5 separate regions of the Homo sapiens genome follow, and regions 2, 3, 4 and 5 are each linked to region 1. The links are chromatin contacts, found by Hi-C or POLR2A ChIA-PET in ENCODE. All regions are on one chromosome and are shown on one strand. The core of a region is the stretch at or near the end of the contact, and the rest is flanking DNA. Distances in the headings are between cores, read along the strand shown. Region 1 overlaps FGGY (FGGY carbohydrate kinase domain containing). Region 2 has its middle 73 kb from the start of FGGY-DT. Region 3 overlaps FGGY (FGGY carbohydrate kinase domain containing). Region 4 overlaps FGGY (FGGY carbohydrate kinase domain containing). Region 5 overlaps FGGY (FGGY carbohydrate kinase domain containing).

Region 1 (2,753 bases), core at 64-2,563:
TGAAATCAGTTTCTACACCCAGGCTTCCTTCTTTGTCACAGTTGAGAGGTCGAATGAATGGTATGTTTAACCATGAGGCCATGGGGGAATTGAGATGCTGATTCCCAGAGCATTATAGAAACACTTTGGTAATGGGGGTGTGGGGGTTGGAGGGGAGTGTGAAGAAGCATCTGTAGTTTTTCTGGGCATAATGCTAGGTACTGACCAAGGGGTGGGAACTGCGGGGTGGGCATGGTTCTGACTAGCTGGGAAGATAGAAAAGTATGAAGTAAAGGACCAAGTATCATAATAGAGTTCTACTCAGTGTTTTTGATGAGAAAAAAATGATACATATGACATGCAGAACCTTATCAATAAATTATCTTTCTCCCCTTTCAAATGACATGAGGTTCCCTAATAATCTTTGGGCTGGAACAAGACATCTCAGAGAGGCCAAAATGTCATATATCACATTACATTTCTAAACAACCCAATGGGACAGGGAAAAGTACTATTAATATTTTAACTTTGGAAACTATGTTTAAATCCAGAAAAAATACAGAAAGCATCTCATCAATCAGAAGGAAAAAAAAGACATGCTTTTTTGATAAAAGTATTATTATCTCTATGTACAGATTACAGAACTGAGGCTCAGAGAGTTCAATCACGTTACCCAAGATCACATATTTAGTAAGTTTCAGAGGTAGGACTGGAACCCAAGCTTGTCTTATTTGAAAACCCACTTTTAAAATCTTCAACTCTCATTGCTTCTCTGATTGACTGAAGCCTTGGGCAGAAGAAACAAAGAAAATAGGGGGTGATGTGGAGGGGCACAGCATGCAATTCTGTTTACCTCTTGTGTCACCTACTTGCAAAAGACTGGAAGAAGAGAGTCTGATTTCTTCTCAAATACTGCTTCCCATTGCTGCTATCGTCCACAACTGAGCTATCTATTTCCCCCACTGGAAAGAAGTCACAAAAATGTTAAGCACGCCAAAGTCTTCACAGCGACGATGGTTATAATCAGCAGATCACAGAGAACAAGCTATGTTGCATTAAGAATACAACCAAGAAGGAAGGAAATTCTGATACGTGCTACAGCATGGATAAACCTTGAGAACATTATGCTAAATGCAATTAGCCAGTCAACAAAAGACAAATGCTGTATGATTCCACTTATATGAGGTATCTAAAGAGTAGTTAAATTCACAGAGACAGAAAGTAGAATGGTGGTTGCTAGGGGTTGGGGGAGGGGGCAATGCAGAGTTATTGTTTAACGGGTAAAGTTTCAGTTTTGCAAGATGAAAAGAGTTCCGGAGATGGATGGTGGTGATGGTTGCACAATAATGTGAATGAACTTAATACCACCAAACCGTACACTTAAAAATGGTTAAGATGATAAATTTTATGTTATGTGTATTACAAACAAACAAAAGAATACAACCAGGACCACCTCCTCCAATGGTGATTTACAATTATGTACAATGTTCTCTTGCCTGGCACAATATGAAGCATGACCTTCAACATTTTCAAATTTTTTGAAGTAAAGGTATTTTTGTGGTATTTCCTCGCCACTTTTCTGGAAAGCAGTACATCTGGAGGTAAAGGGTTTTTTTTTTTCATGTAATTTTACATTTGCGTGTTTCATATGGATGCTTGTCCTGGTTTGATCAGCAACGAGCTCTCTGGCCATGCACAAAGCACTTCCCGTTTCTGGGTCTCAACTTCCTCATCTGTAAAAAGAGGGTTTGTGTGGGATGATCTCTAAGGGCCCTTCCAGTTCTCAGTTCAGATTCCTATTTTTCCAAATGCTAATAGTGTCTACACTCTTAGGTACACATTGCTTACTATTAACACTCATCAGATCCTTTTTGCGAGCCACTCGTCATTTCAGAAATACCTGCACTTGCTGCACTTTTCCTGGGGGCTAGACAGAGAGATGAAGGACACAGTGTGAGGTAGGTAGACAGAAAGAAAACAATTGAAAGGCCTCTTGGAAGGAGCACTGGACTGGGAGTCTGATGCTATGAGGTTTAGTCCTGGGCCCCCGCCACTTGCTCACCATGTGAATCAGGGAGGAAGAAAGCATTTACTGGGGCCTTTTATGCATGAGGCACTTTTATACATATTATCGTACTATTTCACACATTTTAGTAATTCAGGTCCTATCTTCACAATTATTTTCTTTTCTCAAGTACTACCTATAGTATTGATTAGTCATAAAATATTTCTTTAAGTCCTGGGAAAAAAACTTTTCTTTCTTTTTAAAATTTTCTAGGGAAAAATGTTCATGAAAACCCAGGTTTAATGCTAGGTACTTTTCTAGTATCTATTAAAACTTAGAAAAAGGGTGTCTATAAACCAGGACGTAGAATGCCTGAATGTCACTGGTGGTATGTCTGTACATTTTGGAAGATGACACTTGATCTTATTTTATCTCCATTTTTGGCTGCTGGTGCCCATGGAATTCAGCAACTCATCCAATTTTGAACCAGCAGAACTCACAGCAATGTGCTGGTTCATATTTCTCTCACTTTTAGAAGGAATATGTTCTAGAAAGTTGCATACACAGAACTTCCATGATTTTTAGATTTCATAGATGGCAACACTTCCAAAATGACTTGGGAGACTGACATATGGTTAGAAAGTTTTTATTTTGCTAAGAAGAAGCTCAAAGTTTTCTCTGACAAGTAATATATAAAAAAAAAACCCACAGGACTTTCTACATCAAATGGTTGGGAGGGGGACATCTCAGGATAATATGTCATTTAAGA
Region 2 (2,753 bases), core at 68-2,567, 470 kb after region 1:
TATGTATTCCCATTTGATAGTTGAATAAATGGAAGATCAGAGAGATGTACTAACTCATCAAAGTCACACAGTAAGTGGCAGAATTGGGTTTTGAATCCATGTCTGTGTGATTCCAAAGGTAGCTCTCTTATGTATTAAGCAGAAGTTGGATACAATGTCAATAGGCTTGCCCTGGGAAAGGCCTTCTGCACCTAGAAAGCAGGGAGAGATACAACACAGGAGGAGGCCTACCCTGGTGTTGCACCATACATAGCAGCTCTTTGAAATTCGGTCTGGGGACTGCACAGGGCTCAGCATGTGGCAAGTCCAGCTGTTCTCCTCTATCACTCGTCCTGGGGGGTCCCCTGGGGTATGTTTCTTCTCTGACATTTTTGGAATATTTTAAGATTCATTCTTGAAGCATAAACTTTTTAACTCTTTTCCCATGGAAGAATTTCTTCTTCCTTATCTGCAGGCCTGCTTGGAAACTCACAGAACTTAGCTGATAAAGAGGTCACCCTTTGGTTCTTAGCCTCCTGTTCCCCCAGTAAACTGAACTTCCTGGAATCTGATAGTTTATTAGCTTGTTCTGGACACCATCAAGACTGGAAGGAACTTCATTTTTCAGAAAAGTGACTTGGCCAAAGGTGCAGACAGAGATAGTAGATCAGGTCTTTCTACTTTGAGTATCAGGTTCTTTGCAACTTCATAAATCCATGATGCCTGACTTAGTGCAGTTTACTAAAATAAACGAAGAAATTAGCCACTTTTTTTTTAGTTTGGTCAATGACACTCAAATGTTCTTGTAATGTTTTAAAAATTCTATCATTGGGGTAGAAAAGCTGGACTCAGTGGGCCCTGGATGTCCAATAAGAGAGAAAAACACCACAAGAAGAAAATTATCTGGAGGAAGAACTAATATGTAGTGCCAAAAATTTATGAATATTTTCTTCTCTGATGCTCTTATTAGCCCTGTGAGAGAGACATTATTATCTCCATCTTAAAGCTAAGGGAACTAAGGCTCAGAGAAAGTAACTAGCTTGCTAAAGTTCTCACAGCATATAACCAGGCCAGGATTCAAATCTAGATCCCTTGACCATGAAGCTTGAGGTCTTTTCACAACTCTGCAGTCTCTATAAATAATCTGGGTTTTAAAAAAGAGTGAACTTCTCCAGAACTGAAAGGAATCCTTGCTCAGCAGCATGGGAAATGGTTTGTATTTTCTCACTAAGAAAGAAGGGGGGATAGTGATAGCAGCTGTTTACACCCCATTCCATTCCCCCCATGCCCAACCCCTCTGACATCATGGGTGTCACCCATTTCTGGAAGGCCCCACCTATAAAGGCTCCACCCAGTGGCCCAGCACCATGGAAATGAGTCCATCCTCTGATCCCAAAGCGAAGAATGAAGCCAAAGACTGCATGAATTTCAGGCCAGACATCAGAAACTAGGACCCAGAGGTAAGCTGTTGGAGGCATCCAAGAAATTCCAGTAGTTCCATCTCAGTGACTTAAGATCACAATTCCGTGGAATATTCTCTAAGTGGCTCCCCATAGCATTCAGAATAAAGTTTAAACTCTTAGTCTGGCACACAGGTCCCTCATGATCTAGTTCTTGCCGTAGTTCCTGTCTGTCCTTCTCACTCATACCTTTTCTTCAACCATAATAAACTACCACAAATTTTTCATGCCCCTTGCTCTTTTCACAAGCTGATTCTTCTGCCAAAAAGGATTTTATTCTTCTTGTCTTATTACCTCTTCTTTTCATTGTCTGGATAACACCAACCCATCTTTCAAAAACTAATTTCCCCAGCCATCACACCTCCTCTGCGAAGTCTTCCTGAAAGTCCATGTCTGGGTATGGTGCACGGCTTATCATCACAGCCATCCTCCCTTACACTTCTCTATCTGCTTGTCTGCCATCTCCCTTAGACTGTGAGTGACCCTAGAAGAGTAATGCTTTTTTTTTTTTTTTTTGAGACAGAGTCTTACTCTGTTGCCCAGGCTGGAATGCAGTGGTGCAATCTCAGCTCATTGCAACCTCCACCTCTTGGGTTGAAGCAATTCTCCTTCCTCAGTCTCCCGAGTAGCTGGGATTACAGGCATGTGCCACTATGCCTGGCTAATTTTTGTAGTTTTAGTAGAGATGGGGTTTCACCATGTTGGCCAGGCTGGTCTCAGACTCCTGACCTCAGGTGATCCTCCTGCCTCGGCCTCCCAAAGTGCTGGGATTACAGGCATGAGCCACCACGCCTGGCCCAGTGACTGCATCTTAATCCATGTCAGTATCTGCAGTGCCCAGCAAAAGCTGGTCTTAGTTATGGACAAAAGATCTAGAAGAGCTTGTGGGTGTATATCATAATCAGAGTGAAAATCCTTTTTAAATCTGGTAATACATAGCGATGGTGTGAAGCATTTATTTTTCATTTCACTATCTTCCACTTCTGAGCCCAATTCACACAGACATTTGAGGCTTTTCTTCCTCTCTGTATCTCCCCTTCTTTTTCTATACCCACTTCTTACCTCTACTTCTTTCTCTGCCTGGAATCTGAGCTTCAACCTGGAGGGGCAGCGTTAGATCTATAAAGTTTTAGGTGTATCAACACACCAAATCAGCATTTTTCCTGTCAACACTGACCAACTTTCTCAGCAACCTTCCATGGATTTTTGTGCTGTTACAGCCTGTATGTCTTTATTCTGTCTTACTAATAATCTATTCTCTGTAAAATATCAGTGGCAGGAGAAAGAAGGGAGTGAAGGGGAAGTAAAATGCTA
Region 3 (2,753 bases), core at 139-2,638, 360 kb after region 1:
TACATTTACAATGGCTGGATTTTATGATATATAAATCATACATCAAGCTGTTAAATACTTTTAAAACGAGTTGAGCTATGAAAGATAAAATGGAAAGACATCCATGATATATTAGTAAGGTTTTAAAAAAAAGAATATGCAACAAATTGTTAATAGTGGTTGCTCCTGAGGGTGGAACTGCAGGAGGAGGATATAGATTTTACACTTGTTTGTATAATTTTTAAAGTTGTAGAATAATAGATTTATCGATTAATTCTATTTTTTATTTTTGTTTCTATGGTTTCCTTTATAGAAAAAGCATGAGCGACCAGTTTCTATTAACTTAAAACATGACTACAACCTTTTAAATCCCATAAAAGTCAACTCAAAAATGTCCATCCTCATTTAGTGAAATTCACCTTAAAATATATAATTATTTTTTTCCTGTTTGGAAATACCAGATTTATAATTTAGAATTCCATTTCTTACTATTTAACATGTTCCTCAAACAAGAGCTTCACATAATTATGAGAAATGTCCAAAAAAGAAAAGCAGTAATTTTTTTCAAGTCATATTAATAAAGCATTGCCATATATTGAACATCTACTATGTGCCATATGTTTGACATACATATTATTTAATCCTTACAAAGCCCTCCAAAAGAAACATTTAATATTAGTTTTTCATGAAAAACAAGTGGGGGCCGGGTGCAATGGCTCACGCCTGTAATCCCAACACTTTGGGAGGCCAAGACGGGAAGATCACTTGAGGTCAGGAGTTTGAGACCAGCCTGGCCAACACGATGAAACCCCATCTCTACTAAAAAATACAAAAACTAGCCAGGTGTGGTGCCATGTGCCTGTAGTCCCAAATACTAGGGAGGCTGAGGCAGGAGAACTGCTTCAACCCAGGAGGCAAAGGTTGCAGTGACCCAAGACCATGCAACTGTACTCCAGCCTGGGCGACAGAATGAGACTCCATCTCAAAAAAAATAAAACAAAATAAAAGAAGTGGATGATTGGCGAGGGAAAGGGTGAACAGCAGGCACAGAGAGGTTAAGGAACTTGCACTTGTCACACAGCCAGTAGATTGCAGAGCCAGAATTCAAACTCAGTGTCTATTTTCTTTCCATTATACCATACTGCTCACCTCTGTCATCAGATAATTTCCTGTTGCCCAAGAGACTCATCCTGTGGAAAGGACATGTGATCTAGAGAACACTTGCTGCTGACCCATCTGTGACTGCTGGTAGTACCTTGACCCACAGTACCAAGTGAATACCCAGATGCCTTCACCACACTGATCTATCTAGACTTACAGTGTGAGGACCAAACCCATTTCCTGACAGGCAGTATGGCCTCATGACAATGAGTCACAAAGACTTGAATTCAAATCCTAGCTCTGCCACCATGGCTACGTGGCTGAAGGCAAGTTACACAATTCTAGCCATTGCAACTCCTCTCTTGCTTTGCTGGTTCATGTTTCTATAGCATTTACAGGTATGGCTATTTCTGCCTGGAATGTCCTTACAACTTGGCTTGGAAATCACTGGATAGTAGTTAAATCAGCGACTTTGGGGGCAGAAGACCTGAGTCTGAAATCTGGTTCTACTATTTCCGAGTTATATAACTTTGTGAAGTCAGATAAGCAGCTTCCTTGGCAGTACAAAACTATTACCTAAACCTGCATCTCCCAATGATATGAGAATTCAGCAAAATAAGGTGTGATGAGCTCAACATCTGGCATCAGTGCACAGTAAGTAGCAGTTTATATTAGAGCAAATTAGTTGCTTCAAATCTTTCCATGTGGGATACCAATCAATCAATCACCCAGCCCTAACTTCTACTTGCTATGTGGCCCAATTGGCTTCTGTGCCCAGAAAGTGCATGTCTGACTTGGGTAAGCCCATCTCACACAGGTCTGCAGTTAGTCAAAAGAGGACTTGGGTGAGAAAATATAGATGACTCAAACTCCATACCACAAGGCAGTTTGGGAGTAGAAACAAACACAGGATGTGGTGTCCAAAGAACTTCCTTCTGGTGCCAACTCCACCACTTCTAGGTCAGGTAATCCTGCACTAACTCCATCAACTTTCTGAGCCTCAGTTTCCTGAGTGAGAGATACCTCCCAAGTAAGAATCAAAGGCTTTGAATGGGATCAGTGGAGTCTGAAATTACTTTGAAACCAGTAAACCTTTATAGAAAATAGGATAGGAAATGCACTCAATGCCTTATTGTGTTCATGGAATGTTTTTATGTACAAAGCACAGCATGCTTGCTCTCTGTGTCACGTAAGCACATATAAAAATGACAAGCAAAAAGAGTAGGAATAGAAAAAATTGGATAGACTCAAATCTTTCTAAGAATCATGGCGGGAGTAACCTAGTAGGAGCAAGGAAAATATTTTCTTCAATGTATGTTATGAATCCCCTCAACAGACCTACAGAGTGCTCAATATTACAATCATGGCCTTCAGTCACAAAGACTCAGCGTCTCTATCTTTCAAACAGAGACCTCTCACAAGAAACTGGAAGAGTAACTGTGGCATGCATTTAAACCTGATCTAGCTAGGTAGCCACTACTATTTCCCCAGCCTTACAAGGAAATGCCTTATGATCATGCTCATCCACAGCTGAGGAACATCGCCATTCCCAACCCCTCACCCCACACCATCTAAACCATCCCAGAAAGATGACTGTCAGAGTCACACTACCCAGAAGGCCTCTGGGGCTTGACCTGGTGACCTAAGAATTCTTTTTTATATTCTTATTAATG
Region 4 (2,753 bases), core at 184-2,683, 340 kb after region 1:
GAGAGAATACAGGCATGGAATCATGAGAGCCCTGGACCAAGAAATTCGCCATCTGGAATGCCTTTCCATTTCTCTAAGCGCTTGCTAGAGGAAAAGTAATGACAGATTCCTTGAACAAATTCCCACAGCCTAAGTCTCAAATTCAAGTGCTCAGAGGGGTAGGGCTGAAAAAGGAAATGAGTGTAGCAGGCTGGGTGAGGACTGCTGCAAAATGAAGAATGCCGACCCCTTCTAAAGAAGGCAGCCCCTATTCAGCTCCAGCCGTTCCCTTCTGCATGGAAGTGTGGACCCTGTATTGCCAAGTTCTTTCATTATTTATTCAGGAAAATAAATAATCTGAATTTTCAGATAAAATTTCTCAATTTTTAAATATTGGAAACTAATTTAAAATTGTTTATTTTTTTTTTCCAAGCACATGGTAGGTCAAACTAAACCTGATTGGGGACCAGATTCAGCCAGTGGTCTGCCAGCCTGTAGCCCTGGCAAGTGGGAAGAAATGAGTGCCCTTTAAAAGCAGGCAGTGAGAGGCAATAGTTAGATCCCAGGAGCTGGAGGCAGACTGGACTAGGTGAGAATCTGGGCTCTACAACCTACTATTGTGTAGCTTTGGGGATGCTACTTAAGTCCTCTGAGTCTTGGTTTCCTCATACTGCCACACAGATACAGTAAAACAGCATGCTGTTACACTGTGTCACTAAAGGGCAGAGATAAAATTCTGCCTGTGAAGTCCCTAGCATGTTGCTTTTTAGGAAAATAAGCCCAAAAAGAAAAAAAAAAAATCCCTTGCTCAATAATGAAGTGTTGTCAACCAGAAAGGTTAGCTATGACTACAAGCTTTGAATGGAAAATTACTAAGTAATAAAAGCATGAGCATTGTGCTAAAACAGTAGCAAACTCTTCCAACCATGAACAGTGTACCAGTATTAATGTTTTCTTGTGTGTATATGGCCAGTCTTTTTTTCCATACTGATAGTTTCTTTAAACAAATGTATTTATAAGACTGTTCATTAGTCTTCTAACTTTTCTTCCCTTTAACATTACAGTATGTAACAAACCTGCACGTTGTGCACATGTACCCTAAAACTTAAAGTATAATAATAAAAAAAAAACAGTATGAAGTTTGTTGTTGCTATACAAATATTTACTATCTACCTAGCACATATGCCAGAATGATTTTTTTAAGGTCATAAAACATACTGTGTCACACCCATGTTTAAAGCCCATCAACCATTTCCCACTGATCTTGGAATAAAACTCAAACTCCTGCCCCTGGCCTCAAGGCTGCATGCAGCAGCCTTTGCCCACTTCGCCAAACCCCCTCCTACGCCTCTGTGCCTTGCTCATACCCTCCTGGCCCAGCTGACCTCCTTTGCTGATCTCATGAGGTGCTTTCCTCCCCCACAGTGAATCTGTTGCTCCTCCTTCCTATCTCATCATTCAGGTCAAACAAAAACTCCCAAGAGAGGCCCACACTCGCTATGCCAAATCTGTTCATCTGTGTTTTTCCTTCGTAGCATTTTCCAGAAAACAAAATTACTTTGTGTGTGTCTATTTTCTGCCTCTCTACACTAGACTCTAAGTTCCCAGAAGCCTACCCCAGGGCCCTTATCCCACTCATTCACCTTGGCATCTCCAGCGCCCAGCAAAGTGCCTCTCACACAGGAGACACTCAGTATTTCTTAAATGAAACAATGAAGCTACTGACCATTGTTCACAGCCTCAGATCCTCCCGAAGCCATCACCCACAAATTTCTTCCCTAAACTAGTTTATGCAAAGCCTGCAAAGCAAACGCTGAAAGAGGCAGTAGAGCAAAATGGTGATAAGCCCGTACTCTGGATGTGAAATGCCAAAGTTCAAATCCCAGCCTTGCCACTTATTAGCTGAGTGACCTTGGGCAAGTTGCTTAAAGTCTCTGTGCCTGTTTCCTCATCTGTAAAAGACAATAATTAGGCTGGGCACAGTGGCTCACACCTGTAATCCCAGCACTCTGGGAGGCCGAGGTGGGTGGATCACTTGAACTCAGGAGTTTGAGACCAGCCTGGGCAACATGGTAAAACCTCATCTCTACAAAAAAATACACAAATTATCTGGGCATGGTGGTGTGTGCCTGTAGTCCCAGTTACTCAGGAGGCTGGGGTGGGAGAGCCGCTCAAGCCTGGGAGGCAAAGGTTCCAATGAGCCAAGACTGTGCTACTGTACTCCAACCTGGGTGACAGAGCAAGACCCTCTCAAAAAAAAGAAAAGAAAAGAAAAATACAATAATTATAGGGTAGCTGTGAGAAATAAATGAATTATCATGGGTAAAATGCTTAGAAAAGTACCAGATGTATTAACAAGCACTACATACGCTTTAGCTCTTATTTTCATCTATTTTCTTGTTCTGCTCTTACTGCTTGGTTGCTCTGTATCTTTATTCTTTAACTAGACTGTAATTTCTTGGTGGCAGAGACCACTTCTGGATTCCCACACTGAAAGTGCACAGGTTCCCATAAGGTAGCAGATGAGGGAACAGAGCTAATGGTGTGGCTCTTGACATGGGTTTGCTTACATAGTATGAGACCACGAGTAAGTTATTTAACTTTTTTGAGCTTCAGTTTCCTCATCTGGTAATATAAAAAGAGATAATATCTGTCCCACAGACTGCTGTAAAGATTAAATAAAATAACTCTTGTGAAGTAAAAACATTCTGAGACTGGCGGCACTGGTAAATGTCAAGGGAAACAAGTAGAAGGTACTCAAGTAAGTTAATCAG
Region 5 (2,753 bases), core at 69-2,568, 290 kb after region 1:
AATCGGCATCATGTGCCTCCTGCTGTGATGCACTGTGAAAGGCACAACATCATTTCTGTAGCTTCCCTGCCAAAAACACATAATTTGAATTTAATATTGTGGAAACATCAGACCAACCCAAAGTGAGGGACATTCTACAAAATGCCTAACCAGACTCCAAAAACGTCATGGTCATGAAAGACAAAAAGAGTGAGGAACTATTCCAAAGACAAAGGAGATATGACTAGTAAATGTATTGTGTGATCCTAGATTCTGGTCCAGGAAATGAAACAGTATGACAACTGGCAAAACTAGCAAAAAGTCTGTAGACTGAGTAATAGTATTATGTGAATGTTAACTGGCTGATTTTGATAGTTATACAGTGATTATGTAAGATGTTGGTAGGAGAGAAAGAAAGAAGTTGGGATGGGAAGAGTGACACAGAAGGTTCCCATAGTAACTAAAATTAATCTAATGCTTCAATAGGTGATAGGTACATGGATACTCATTATATTATTCTTTTAACCTTATATATACATTACATTTATTTTGTATATATGAACACATTATAATATTTTTTAATGAGAAGATATTAAAATACAATAAAAACAAAAAGAACGTCACCATGGTCTTCTAGATTCAATTACCTGCCCGAGCCTCAGAGTCTGAGCCCTGTTCTCTGTTAGAATTGTAAAAGGCATACTGGCACCTAACTGAGACTTCCTCTTTCATGTAACCAGATGGTTGGTAGGACAAGTGAAAGGGAATTACTTTTTCACTATGGGCATCAATGTTCTTTAACACCCTATCCCTATACCATCATCAATAATCTTACAGACCAATTATAGTTCTCACATGTGCCCCCAGGGATACATGTCCCATATACTGAGTGGAAAGAACATAATTTTATTGTAAGAGGTCTTAGGTTCAAATCCTCACTCCTCCACTTACTAGTAGTGTGATGTGGGCAAGCAAGTGACTCAACCTTTCTGAGTGCTTTCTCAGATATAAATTTGAGAAAACTTCACAGAGTTGTCATAAGGTTAACCTAGAAGAACATGTGTAAAGACCAAGTACCGTGCCTAGTACACACAGATATTCACATATGGTAACAAGATCCATCATCATTGTTGTTACTATCTTTGTTTCTCAGAAAACTGAAACTAAGAAAGCAAGCCTACCTCTGCTTTAAATACCTATAATGCTAGAAATGAAATGAGATTGCAACAGAGCATGAAAGACAATACCTTTGCATTGATTGCCACATATCTACCATGTCTATTTCAAGTGGCCTCATACCAATGGCCTTCCTCTTAATAAGGACGGCTGGTGTAGTGGGCATGGCATAAGTTCTGGAATCAGACCTGGGCTCAAATCCTGGTGTCACCTACTGTGTCCTGTGTGATCTTGAGCAAATTACCTAACCCTCTGTATTGCAGGGATTTCCTGTCTAAAATGGAGGTAATACACCTTCTTCACATGGTTCCTATCAGAATGTGCACTACATAGATGCATATTGCATAAAACAATGCCTAACACATAATGGATACTCCATAAAACTTAGTTATTTCATTTAACTAAGATATTACCAGAAGGAAATTTCCAAAGAAGGGTCATGTAAACCAAGGAGGAAATGAAGCACATGATGAAATAGAAAGACAATCTACTAACTGATTAATCTGGTCTCAATGTAACCCTACTTAGGCCTTAAGTTTCTGTAACCTCCCAGAGCTTTAGTTGCCTTGTCTGTTTATATATATATATATATATATATATAAAAAACTCTTCCTTCACAGGCTTGCAATAAGGGTTAGTTGAGGTATGAAAGTCCTTTCAGTAGTGCTGGGGACACATTTGGAGAACAATGCACACAAGCTGGAACTCAGAGAAGCTGCATGGAAACTCCCGAAGCCTCCTTATGCCTCTTGCTCCCTTTCTCAACGGCTTGAATAATGGCTGAACATTCAAGGCTGAAGGTCTGGAAGCAGTTATCCCTTCAGTCTTTTCCTGTCTAAACCATCCACAGGCCAGGCCCCTGGGCCTCTCGCAGAGGAAATAAAAGTCCATATGAAAGGGACAAATGAAAGTGTCCTTATGCTTTCTAAAATCCACACTCCCCTCCAAGCTGCAGCACAACTTCTATCAATTTTTTTCTGAATTCTGCCTTCTAAAACCTTTGTTTAATCCTCCTAAGCAACCCAAGAAAAAAATCATAATTCTATGTGTATGTTAGCTTTCAGATACTTCCTAAAGCATAGATATAAATGTCATATCCTGACTTTGAAGGAAAAATCTAAGGACAAAAGAGGGATTAGAAATTGTGAGATGGGGGAGGATGGAGATTTGAAAAAGAACTTAGGTTAAGGTTACATGGATAAAAGTTAAATAAGAAAACAAAAGTCCAGTTAAGGCTGCCGTGGTTAAAGTTACAAATAAAAGCAAACACTTCATAGATCTCTAGTTCGCGAACCCAAGAAAGCTCTGTGGAAGCTCTCCTGAGCTTGAACAACAGGCTAATTTTCAAGCAGAAATCAAAGTGGTTGGGCCTCTGGACAAATAGCTTGAAAGCCCATGCATAAGCCTGGTCTCAGAGAGTTAAAAGGAATGCAGACTGCCCCAAAACACACCAGCCGTTTGTTTTTTCTGCCACCTTTCCAAGGGTCATGTCTGGAGTGAGGATAAACAGTTCTGGGGAAAAAAATGATGTGAAGTACAGACTTTAAGAAAATTAAACATTAGAAAAACATTTCTTAAAGAGTTATACATGTGCCTGC

Evidence for each region. A loop is a pair of places that touch in the nucleus more often than their neighbours do. ChIA-PET counts read pairs that join two places held with the same protein, here RNA polymerase II (POLR2A). Pooled maps may share reads with other maps.
Region 2: a map of Calu3 shows a loop between it and region 1 (4-fold over the local background). The contact joins two enhancer-like sites. A Hi-C loop is called at or near these places in 1 of 168 maps with a recorded cell type or tissue (Calu3), 5 of 37 single-sample maps with no recorded cell type and 2 of 50 pooled maps. POLR2A ChIA-PET finds 5 or more read pairs at or near these places in 2 of 52 experiments (AG04450 and WTC11).
Region 3: a map of PC-3 shows a loop between it and region 1 (2.7-fold over the local background). The contact joins two enhancer-like sites. A Hi-C loop is called at or near these places in 3 of 168 maps with a recorded cell type or tissue (GM12878, PC-3 and pancreas), 12 of 37 single-sample maps with no recorded cell type and 8 of 50 pooled maps.
Region 4: a map with no recorded cell type shows a loop between it and region 1 (17-fold over the local background). The contact joins two enhancer-like sites. A Hi-C loop is called at or near these places in 3 of 168 maps with a recorded cell type or tissue (GM12878, IMR-90 and adrenal gland), 22 of 37 single-sample maps with no recorded cell type and 8 of 50 pooled maps. POLR2A ChIA-PET finds 5 or more read pairs at or near these places in 1 of 52 experiments (AG04450).
Region 5: a pooled map shows a loop between it and region 1 (7-fold over the local background). The contact joins two enhancer-like sites. A Hi-C loop is called at or near these places in 4 of 168 maps with a recorded cell type or tissue (PC-9, gastrocnemius medialis and psoas muscle) and 7 of 50 pooled maps. POLR2A ChIA-PET finds 5 or more read pairs at or near these places in 1 of 52 experiments (MCF 10A).

What each region holds. Positions count from the first base shown.
Region 1 is chr1:59,695,836-59,698,588 of GRCh38, reverse strand. The region is part of intron 14 of FGGY (FGGY carbohydrate kinase domain containing); the gene reads right to left. Among named protein-coding and RNA genes, the nearest start is that of MIR4711, 36 kb to the left of the region's middle. Within about 2 kb of position 1,313, at least 3 of the 41 ENCODE cell types and tissues checked have a DNase peak (open chromatin) inside an H3K27ac peak, as active enhancers do.
Region 2 is chr1:59,221,994-59,224,746 of GRCh38, reverse strand. No RefSeq gene overlaps it. Among named protein-coding and RNA genes, the nearest start is that of FGGY-DT, 73 kb to the left of the region's middle. Within about 2 kb of position 1,317, at least 3 of the 41 ENCODE cell types and tissues checked have a DNase peak (open chromatin) inside an H3K27ac peak, as active enhancers do.
Region 3 is chr1:59,332,371-59,335,123 of GRCh38, reverse strand. All of the region lies in intron 2 of FGGY (FGGY carbohydrate kinase domain containing), which reads right to left. Among named protein-coding and RNA genes, the nearest start is that of FGGY, 37 kb to the right of the region's middle. Within about 2 kb of position 1,388, at least 3 of the 41 ENCODE cell types and tissues checked have a DNase peak (open chromatin) inside an H3K27ac peak, as active enhancers do.
Region 4 is chr1:59,353,576-59,356,328 of GRCh38, reverse strand. The region is part of intron 4 of FGGY (FGGY carbohydrate kinase domain containing); the gene reads right to left. Among named protein-coding and RNA genes, the nearest start is that of FGGY, 58 kb to the right of the region's middle. Within about 2 kb of position 1,433, at least 10 of the 41 ENCODE cell types and tissues checked have a DNase peak (open chromatin) inside an H3K27ac peak, as active enhancers do.
Region 5 is chr1:59,408,602-59,411,354 of GRCh38, reverse strand. The region is part of intron 5 of FGGY (FGGY carbohydrate kinase domain containing); the gene reads right to left. Among named protein-coding and RNA genes, the nearest start is that of FGGY, 110 kb to the right of the region's middle. Within about 2 kb of position 1,318, at least 2 of the 41 ENCODE cell types and tissues checked have a DNase peak (open chromatin) inside an H3K27ac peak, as active enhancers do.